Regions from separate parts of the Homo sapiens genome. Here region 2 is linked to region 1. Evidence: chromatin contacts called from ENCODE Hi-C or POLR2A ChIA-PET data. All regions are on one chromosome and are shown on one strand. Each heading gives the region's core, a stretch centred on a gene start or an enhancer-like site at or near the end of the contact. The rest is flanking DNA. Distances are from core to core; before and after follow the strand shown. Region 1 holds the start of DPAGT1 (dolichyl-phosphate N-acetylglucosaminephosphotransferase 1). Region 2 has its middle 12 kb from the start of CXCR5.

The links. Hi-C counts contacts between places; a loop is a spot of excess contacts on that map. ChIA-PET counts read pairs that join two places held with the same protein, here RNA polymerase II (POLR2A). Pooled maps may share reads with other maps.
Region 2: a pooled map shows a loop between it and region 1 (2.5-fold over the local background). The contact joins the enhancer-like site here to the promoter of DPAGT1 in region 1. A Hi-C loop is called at or near these places in 6 of 50 pooled maps. POLR2A ChIA-PET finds 5 or more read pairs at or near these places in 4 of 52 experiments (B cell, K562, activated CD4-positive, alpha-beta T cell and 1 more).

The regions. Positions count from the first base shown.
Region 1 is chr11:119,100,603-119,105,543 of GRCh38, forward strand. DPAGT1 (dolichyl-phosphate N-acetylglucosaminephosphotransferase 1) reads right to left here and starts at 1,251. Exons shown (of 9, transcript NM_001382.4): 1 at 893-1,251; 2 at 416-536; 3 at 28-241. The coding sequence starts at 1,053. It also overlaps a transcript of C2CD2L not described here. RefSeq lists enhancers at 379-1,092, 904-2,103, 1,286-1,595, 1,807-2,519.
Region 2 is chr11:118,869,349-118,874,623 of GRCh38, forward strand. No RefSeq gene overlaps it. Among named protein-coding and RNA genes, the nearest start is that of CXCR5, 12 kb to the right of the region's middle. RefSeq lists silencers at 713-762, 773-862 and enhancers at 1,293-1,372, 3,235-3,424. Within about 2 kb of position 1,468, at least 33 of the 41 ENCODE cell types and tissues checked have a DNase peak (open chromatin) inside an H3K27ac peak, as active enhancers do; they include B cell, where a contact is called at or near this core.

The DNA of each region.
Region 1 (4,941 bases), core at 1-2,500:
AGGGGCAGCAGTGGTAGGACTACCTACCCAAGTCCAGATGCAGGCCAAGTATCGGGCGGAAGGGCTTGGGCACCACAATGGTCGTGTTGCCAAAGTTGGTGAAATAGACCATGAGGAGAGGTAGTGAGGCAGCTGTAGGTAGCAGCAGCTTATGGCGCCAGCGCAGATTCAGTACATCATCCGCAAAGCCCAGGAAGATCATGCAGCAGATGGCAAGGAGGGCACCTATCAGGGCCACAAACTGGGGGAGGCTCGGGCAGGTCCATGACTCAAGCCTGCTCCCATTCCACCTTTTAAGAATTCCTGTCTTTTCTGATAATTTCTTAGCCCCTCCCCACAAGCCCAAATAACCCCAGTTCTCTCAGGTACCTCCCAGGTCCCAGCCACAGGCAATCACCCCCACGAACCCACTTACTTCATGGTGGGGGAATGCCTTACACTGCTCCTTCACAAAGCAGTTCAGGAAGGGGAAAGGGATGAAGCAGAAGAGGATGATAAGGAAAACAGCACCGCTGATCACTCCCTGGGATTCTGGGCTGTGGCCCAGCAGCAAGGGGGCGAGGGGGAAGAGGAAAGGGGGCGTGGTCACTCACTAGTGCAGGTGTTACAGTAACCCAAAGTGGTCTTCTCATTCCCGGTTTTTTATTCTGGTAAGTGGTGAGGGGGGCGGAGGGAGGAAAGCACCACTGCCAGAGTCCCAGATATACCCAAGGGTCCCTACCCATCCTTTCCCCAATGCGAGTAAGTTCTGCTCATCACCTCTCCGAGTTCCAGGCTGCCTGGGTTAGTTCTGAGTCTTCACGTGTGGTCAAGCACCCCGGTTCCCGCCCCTGCCCTAGCCACTCCTTCCTTAGCCCTTGCCCCCTGCCCGGACCCGTGTGCCGCTGCTCACATCTGCTGTCGGCTGGTTTTGTTGAGGTCCTGACCACAGAGGCGCGCAGCAATGAAGTGGCCCCGGAAGGCCGGGATGAGGGTGACTGTGGCCACAAATCCCAGCAGCGAGACGATCAAATTGATCAGCAGCGGCATGGGCAATTCCGAGAAGGCCCACATGGTGACCGGTCAGGGGCCCGGCTCCGCCGCCTCTTCAGGTAACGGGCAAGCTGAGCAGCAGTCCTGAGGCCTCAGCAGTATGGAGTGGCCGCTCCCCACAGGCAGGCTCTTCCCACACCAATCTGAGCAAAACCCAGCAACTCTGACTTGAGCCGCCGTCGGGACACCGGGGAACCTCTCTAAGGCAACCTATGTTCTGCCCCGCTGCACCCGCCTATCTACTGTTTCCGCCCGGATCTTGTTCGCTGAACAACCATTACTGCGGAAGGCGGCGGCCGCCATTTTTAATATGGGCATTAGAGGGTGGGGATGGAAGTGGAAGAGAAGTGTGATTCCAAATTTCATCCTATGTTCAAGAGTAGAATCACCGAGAGAGTACTGGAAACGCAATTAAAGAAAGGCAGCCAAGAACGGATACTTCCCTAACATTATGTTAAAGATGTACTACCCAGAGCGGAAATGCCAATTGCCCGGTTCCAAGATGAATGCCTCCTTGTACCACGTGTCTGACACCGCTCACATTCCGGTTCCACGTCAGTTTTAGCTCCGTCCGCCTCCATAGGTCAAGCTTAAAGGGCCCGTACCTCTCCCTTAATCTGGGATGCCTCCGGCTCCAGGAAGATGGCTATTGAAAGGCAGGGGGTGGGGAGGAGGGACGAGGGTGTGGAGACGCGCCTGTTTCTTGCAGGAAACCTGTTGCCAACATAGTCGGAAGCCAAGGTAAACACAACTCAGTTCCCGGAAACAAAGCTACGATTTGGAAGGATGGTGTAAATTCTAAAGCGTAGATCCTTGAAAAGCCCCTCCCACTCTGTTTTTCTTGTCCTCGATTCTGGTATTTTTTTCTCAGCATCCCACCCACCTTCTGCCCCAGCTGTAGCAGTTAGTTGCCCGGCAACCCAGCGCAGCACTTCACTGAGGGATTGGGAGTACCCTCAGGTCTTGGATTTAACTCGAGACTTCAGCTTGGCCGTGGATCACTGCATTGTACCTAGCTCCCACAAGGAGGAGATGGAGATTTCCAGGCTGAGGCTCTGGAAAGAGCTGAGGAGGGAGAGGAATCAGACCCACAACTGATTTCCTGTGAGTCTGAGGAACTCCCAGTCAGGTTTCTTCCTGTAGGTCACTGTGCATTTTGCTTGGCCTCCTGCAGGTTGCTGTGCATTTTGCTTGGCCTGTTCCCCTGCAAACAACAATTCACCAGCTTTTTTTTTTTTTTTTTTTTTTTTTTTTTGAGACAGAGTTTCGCTCTTGTTGCCCAGGCTGGAGTGCAATGGCGCGATCTCGGCTCACCGAAACCTCCACCTCCCAGGTTCAAGAGATTCTCCTGCCTCAGCCTCCCGAGTAGCTGGGATTACAGGCAGTAGCTGGAATTACAGGCATGCGCCACCACGCCCGGCTAATTTTGTATTTTTAGTAGAGACGGGATTTCCCTATGTTGGTCAGGCTGGTTTGGGACTCCCGACCTCAGGTGATCTGCCCGCCTTGGCCTCCCAAAATGCTGGGAGTACAGGCGTGAGCCACCACGCCCAGCCAGTTCACCAGCATCTTTATTACCTTTCATTCCCCGACAGGCTCTTAGGCGGCAAATGATTTCCATTTGTCAGAGAGGAAGTCACCACCAGTGAGTTAGGGAAAGGACTCCAATAGCCTAGCGCTTTGTCCACTCTTCCCTCTATGGCATGTTCCAGGAGTCAGGGTCATGTTGACCGTTTTTAAGCCGAAGATAGTTTCTTCTTTCCCTCAAAATCAGATGTGAGGCCGGGCGCAGTGGCTAACGTCTGTAATCCCAGCACTTTGGTAGGCGAAGGTGGGTGGCTCACTTGAGGTCAGGAGTTCGAGACCAGCCTGGCCAACACGGTGAAACCCCGTCTCTACTGAAAATACAAAAATTAGCCGGGTGTGGTGGCACATGCCTGTAATCTCAGCTACTCAGGAGGCTGAGGCAGGAGGATCGCTTGAACCTGGGATGAGGAGGTTGCAGTGAGCCGCGATCATGCCACTGCATCCCAGCCTGGGCAACAGAGGGGAAACTGTCTCAAAACAAACAAACAAACAAACTAAATCAGATGTGAAATGGCTTTTCTACTTGAAAATGGCTCTAATTAACAACAACAAAAACCCAGATATGTATAAAATACATAAATTTTCGTAATTTACTTGCTAGTATTCCACCAGATTTTCAGTACTTATCCCACTGCTATTATTTTTCTGTGTGTGTTGTGTGTATGCACGTGTGCCCCTTTTAAACTAGAAACTCCCGGGAGGCAAGTGTTTTCTCTTCCACAGGGTGTCCCCATGGGGCTAGGAACACAGACATCTGTGTACAAGGAAGGCATCATCACACATAATGAGGCTGAGGCTGAAAGGAGGACTGAGGGCAATAGGTGCATATGGAGGGAGCAATTAGTTGTGACCAGAGTAAGTGGTCTTGAGGAAGAGAAGTATCATTTCAGTAGATTATAAGAGTAGAAGGACCTTTCACAGGCAGCGACAGTGAGACACCAGAAGCTGGTGGAAAGGAGGAGCTTGTGGGATCCCAGAGGAGGCAGCATTCAGTTATCTTGTTGATGACGAGTATACTGAGACTCCCTGGAGGTCTGAGAGCCAGTCTGTATCTATTTCCTTTTTTATTAGGAGGCCAATCCTAATAAATCTTCCTTCCCAGCCTGGTATTGGGAAGCTTTATCTCTTTCTTCTCCAGAGATCATTAGCCCTCCCTACCACCACCCTCCTGGGGAGGGTGGAAGGATGTAATCAAAGACAAGAGAGACTAAGGATTCATCATCCACATATACATGTTACTATCAGAAAATGGTTACTAAGATACTTGTCAGATAATCTGAGTATTTTTGTTCCCATGATGATAAAGTCCCAGTTGATGATCAGACTAATCAGAAGGAGAAACAAACACATGACTTTTGGCTTCACTTGAAATTGTGTGCCTTCCCTGGTAAAAGTTCAAAGCGTTTTCCTGAATGCTGAAGCCGGCCCTAGGATTCACAGACCAGTTGACTTGTCAGTGGCCCTGGACTGAGCAGACAGTGTTTGAGATGCACACCTCTTCTAAGTAGCCTTGAGTGGCTCCCAATGAGCAAGGCCAATCCACTGAATGTGATTGCTAGACAAAGCCTGTCCCAAAAATGTTTCATAGTGCCACAAAGACAATGAGACCCCTCTGGATAGTCTGGGGCTGTGATACTTGCAGGACTCTATCTGTGGCTCTGTCCAGTCAGCTGAATCACTCTTTTTCCTTTTCCTCCCACCTCTCCCCTCTTAGTCTAGAAAAAAGTTGTTAATTAAAAGCAAGCCCCAGGATTTCCCATTCCACTGGTATGGCATGAATGATATTTCAAAAGACAGAAATGGCATAGAAATTCTCAAAGCATACTTGAGTATTTTCTGTTAGACTTCTTAAAATTACAAAGTTTGTTAATCCCTACTATGTGCATAGGAAGCTCTTCAGTACTGTGGAGGATACAAACTAATATAATTGCAGTTGCTTGCCCCCAGGGAGTCTACTTCAGCATATTTGGAGCATCTTGGTTGAATTTGAGGGAAAAGAGATGACTAAGACATGGTTCCCACCCCTAGGCAGCTTCCTGATGCATGGAAAAAGCAGACATATAAACAATCAGCTAGACTCTAAGGCAGAATGTAAGTGCTAGAGGTCTAAGTAATGGAAGAAAGAAGGAGGACTAGGCTGGGCACAGTGGCTCTCACCTGTAATCCCAGCACTTTGGGAGGCCGAGGCGGGAGGATCACCTGAGGTCAGGAGTTCGAGATCAGCCTGGCCAACATGGTGAAACCCTGTCTCTACTAAAAATAACAAAAATTAGCCAGGCATGATGGCGCATGCCTATAGTCCCAACTACTTGGTAGGCTGAG
Region 2 (5,275 bases), core at 218-2,717, 230 kb before region 1:
ACTCCAGCCTGGGCAACAAGAGCGAAACTCTATCTCAAAAAAAAAAATAATAATAACAATTATTAAATTTAAAAATATTTTAACTTAAAAATATTATGTAATTAGATTTTTTTTTAATGCTGGAAGAAGCTTTCATTAACAGTTACAAGCCAGGCACAGTGGCTCATGCCTGTAATCCCAGCACTTTGGGAGGCCGAGTCGGGTGGATCACTTGATGTCAGGAGTTTGAGACCAGCCTGACCAACATGGTGAAACCCTGTATCTACTAAAAATACAAAAAAATTAGCCAGGCATGGTGGCGGGCACCTGTAATCCCAGCTACCTGCGAGGCCGACGCAAAAGAATTGCTTGAACCGGGATGGCGCCACTGCACTCCAGCTTGGGCAACAGAGTGAGACTCTGTCTCAAAAAAAAAAAAAATTGGTTACAGATTACACCTTGTTTTCTTTAAAGCCTTTAAAGAAAGTGTAATCTGTAACTATTAATAAAAGCTTCCCAAACAACGAAACTGTTTACTTTCCCGCGCAGGCTCAGGTTGCCTCCAGCTAAACACAAATGTGGGGGCTGGAGAAAGGCCTGGAGAGCTCCCAGCGCCCTCTGAGACATGGCTCCAGGTCACACAGCCCAAAGCCTTGGCCTGTTTTGTACGTGGACGGGGCAAAGAGAACACCCTCGCCGCTTCTCTCTGCCTTTAGCAGGGCTGTAGGAAACCCCCACCAGAGACCTCCAGCTTGGAGAGGAAAGAGTGGAACAGCCCTCTGGAAGCAAGTTACCCACAGGTTTAGTTTGCCTGGAGAGAAACAGGCCGGAGAGAGACTGCGGCCTCCCTAGGGTCTTCTGACGGCAAATTCCTCCAGCTCAGTGGCTGCTGGGCAGCAGCACAGCCGGTTTCTCTCAAGGGCACACCCCACACACCGCGTCACTGTGCACTAGCCTCAGATGACAGACAAGCCTTTCACAAGACTTTTGTGGCACTGTTCATTTCTGAGACCTTCTCTATGATGAGCTCAAACTGCTTACCTCAGAGAAGAAACTGCGTGCACAGAAAGCTGCTGAGGCCAGCTTGGGGCCCCTTCTTTCCTGTCCCTGGGCACTTCCCTGGCTGCTCTCTTTCCCCACTGCCCAGCCCAAGGAGTCCCCTCTGCAGCTGACCCGGGTTCAGCCTCCAGAACAGCGAGTTCCACAGCCCTGAAGCCTGGCCATCGTCCCTTTTCTGGACACTGGACTGGTTCATAGGGCTCAGTGCCCTGCGGCTTTCTCCTCCCCACCACAGGCCTGGGAGGGGCAAGAAGCACCAGTTTGTTTTCTGGGTCAGCCTGCAGCAAAGAGCGACTGCCCTCACCGACAAGCTGAGCCTCTCTCCCAGCAGCACCCCCACAGTAGCCAGCAGGGGACCCTGGAGGATCGTGGAGCTGGATCACCACCCAGAAGACATGAATTCCTCTTGTCCAGAGGCAGAACAACAGCAACAGCAGCCACTTATGCTCCTGTAGTTTCCAGAGCACCTTGCTTAATCGGAAGTAGGATGTTACACTCCAGAGACTACTGATTTACATATCACACATGTGCTCATCCATCCATTCACCAAACCTCTGTTGACTGCTCGCGCTGCCCTGCGTTCCTGGCACTGTGCAGGGTTATAATCTAGTAGGAAAGACCTGACAAGGTCACAGATGTCAGTACTGAAAGGAAGAGTAGGGTAGATGGCCACCCCACCCCCACCCCAACCTCAAAAAAGAGACTAAAAAATTACTGTCACTTGTGTAATTCATCAACAAACTTTACTGAGCACCTAATAGGCACTGAGTGTTTTCGTGTATTGATCACGCATTGATCCTCACAATAACCTTTGAGATGGGTTGTGCCATTTACACAGGGCGAAGAAGAGAGACTGGCCACTGTCACACAGCTACTGATATCCAAGCTGAGATCCAAAGCTCCTCTGCTTCTCCTGATGAGAATGAGCACCACAGGCAGGCCACAGAAAAACACCCAGGAGAGCCAAACTCAGACCCACCCCAGATTTCCCACCCCACCCTCCACTGGCTCCAACCTCACTCCCTCTTCATTCATTCAGCCAGTCTGTCAAACACAGTTATTGTACTCCTGTGGGGTGCAAAGCTCTTGAGGAAAGGGGAGGAAGGAAGAATCATAAATGGCTTTGTCACCCAAAGGCTGTGATATGGGCTTAGTGCGGAAATTAGAGTATCACTTATCAGCGTTGGGGCTGCCAGGGTTCAAAAAATACAGGTTAAGGGTGCCCGATCTCACCTTTGCGTTGTGGGTGGCCGGGGCGCAACGGTTTAACCTTGAATTTAGCAGGAGTCTCTTTGTACGAGAAAAGGGGCACCTGAGAATGGGCCCTTGAGGAGTAATTTAGGCTTTTCGGTCAATCCAGAGGAATATTATGGGAAAGGGCCGCGCCCGAATTCCCAGGAACTGGAGAAATCTTTAAGCAGAGGGGGTGGAGGGCACCAAAAAGAGGGAACGCTACTGGGGTTCAACTGGCTGGAGGACAGTGCACCCCCAATGGGGGAACCAAGAAATAAATTTGGGAAAAAACAGTAGACAATCTATAAAATTTTTTTTTTTTTTTTTTGAGACGGAGTCTCGCTCTGTCACCCAGGCTGGAGTGCAGTGGCGCGATCTCGGCTCACTGCAATCTCTGCCTCCTGGGTTCAAGCAATTCTCCTGCCTCAGCCTCCTGAGTAGCTGGGACTACAGGCATGCACCACCATGCCTGGCTAATTATTGTATTTTTAGTAGAGACGGGGGTTTCACCATGTTGGCCAGGCTGGTCTCGATCTCTTGACCTCGTGATCCGCCCACCTCGGCCTCCCAAAGTGCTGGGATTACAAGCATGAGCCACCGCGCCCGGCTGACATTCTATAAATATTTATATCTGGGAAACAAAAGCGGGGAATTGGGGCCAGGTTACAGAGGACATAAACTGTGGCACCAGGGTTGGCACTTGCTTCTCTGTTCACAAGAGCCGTTGGCGGGATTTCCCATTGTCCCCCTTGGGTAGGTAAGGCCAGGTGGCTGCTCCATCTCTGCCACCTCCAGCGCCGGTCCCACTGTGTCAGCAGCCCTGTCCCCTACTGCTGTGTCATCAATTACTCTCAGGTGCCTGGCCCCCACCCAGTGGCCCCCACCTTGCAGCCCCGAAGGCTTCCTTCCTGGGGCAGCAGGGCCGAGTCATTTGGAAACCTCTCTCGGAGGAGCTCCGTGATCAAGGTGCAGATGCGGCAGGTGGGCCGGCCTCAATCATGTCTCCAATTGCGACGGTGAATGCGGTGAGGAGTTTCGTTGGCCCATCACCTCTGCCTTGGGCCTGGCTCACTTTCACTGCTGAGTTAGTTCCACGGCCGCCTTTGATGATGCCGCTTCAGCATCTTTTTTCTTCGGCGTTTCCTGCTCCTTTGTTTTCAAGGTCACTCTGTCCTGCCTGCCCCACTCTGGGCCACCCAAGGCCAAGCCTCTAAGCTCCGCGTTGCTGACCACAGTTCTTCACACTAGCCTCACTGCGAGGCTCCGTCCAGACTGAACATGGGGAAGATGAACCTTTCACCATTTGATGTCTTGAGCTTCTCCTCTAGAACAAGCAGGCTAGCTGCCCTGCTCAGGGCCGGCTCATCTCTTTCTCCCTGGAGGACAGAGCTCTGGGCCCTGAGTCAGAACTAGCTGGGGTTCCTCACTAACTGGGTAGACTTATATGATGCATGAGACCTATAGACTCTTACTTAGTTTTCTCAGAAATAACATAGGCCAAGAACGCCTGCTTGCCTGTCTCCACAGGCTGGGATGAGGCCCTTATGAGACCAAGAATGGGAGAGGGCTTCATAAACTGTAAATTAATCTGGGAGCATTACAGTCATGGTTATTAGTTTACAGAGATTGAGTTCACGTTGTTATTTGCTCTCTTAGCACCCTGTTCTTTTTCTTCATAGCACTTTCACATTTTCTAATGATATTATAAGTTATTATTATTACTAAGCACGTAGTTTATGGGTCTAATGCCTCCCTCCTCACCAGGGTATAAGCTACCGCAGAGTGGAAGCCATGCTTCATTTTGTTTCTCATCACTCTGCCAGCACCTGGTTCAGAGCCTGTAATGTTGTGGGGGTTTAAGGAATACTAACGATAAACTGGTGAGTTATTTGAGGACCCACGACCATCCTCGCAAGAGACTTTTGTTAGGCCAGTCTGTCTTGTCCACTGCTGAAGCCTGGCATTTGGTAAGCCATTCATACCTGTTTTTTGGAAGTTGAGATGAATACACCTTAGCCGGGTGTGGTGTCTCACACCTGTTATCCCAGCACTTTGGGAGGCCGAGGACGATGGATCACCTGAGGTCAGGAGTTCGAGACTAGCCTGGCCAACATGGTGAAACCCCATCTCCACTAAAAAAAAATACAAAAATTAGCCAGGCATGTTAGCCCACCTGTAGTCCCAGCTACTCGGGAGACTGAGGCAGGGGAATCGCTTGAACCCAGGAGGCAGAGGTTACAGTGAGCCAAGATCTTGCCACTGCACTCTAACCTGGGTGAGGAGAGCGAGACTCCATCAAAAAAAAAAAAGAGAAAGAAAGAAAGGAAGAGAAAGAAAGAAAGAGAAAGAAAGAAAAGAAAGAAAGAGAAAGGAAAAGAAAGAAAGAAAAGGAAAGAAAGAAGAAAGAAAGAAAGAAAAAAGAAAAGAAAAGAAAGGAATGAAAACACCTTAAACACCACCAGCTTCATCGTGAAGTTCTGTTGCTGAAGTCCCTGCCATGTGTCTCAGTTGCCCCCTCTGCCATCCAAATGCCCAGACAGGCTCTCTGGGCCTCTCAGTATCCACCCTCATTGCCTTCTCCCACATCTTCCTCTGCTCCAGTCCAGACAAACTGCTCACCATCCCTTCCCCAAGATGTGCATTTACCGCCTGCGGACCTCCTTCCCTCAAAGTCCTGCCTGAAGTTCCTTCCTTTTTGACCTCCCTTTAAAAAGCATGAGTGGGCCTGACGCAGAGGTGCATGCCTGACATCCCCGTGCTTTAGGAGGCTGAGGAAGGAAGTTTAAGGCCAGGAGTTCGAGACCAGCCTGGGCAACATAGCAAGACCTTATCTCTACAAAAAAAAATTAAAAATTAGCCTGGCATGGTACACACTTATAGTCCCAGCTGCTCAGGAGGCTGAGGTGGAAGGATCACTTGAGTTCAGGAGTTTGAGACTACAGTGAGCGACAATTATGCCACTGCACTCCAGCCTGTGTGACAGAGCAAGACCTTGTCTCTAAAA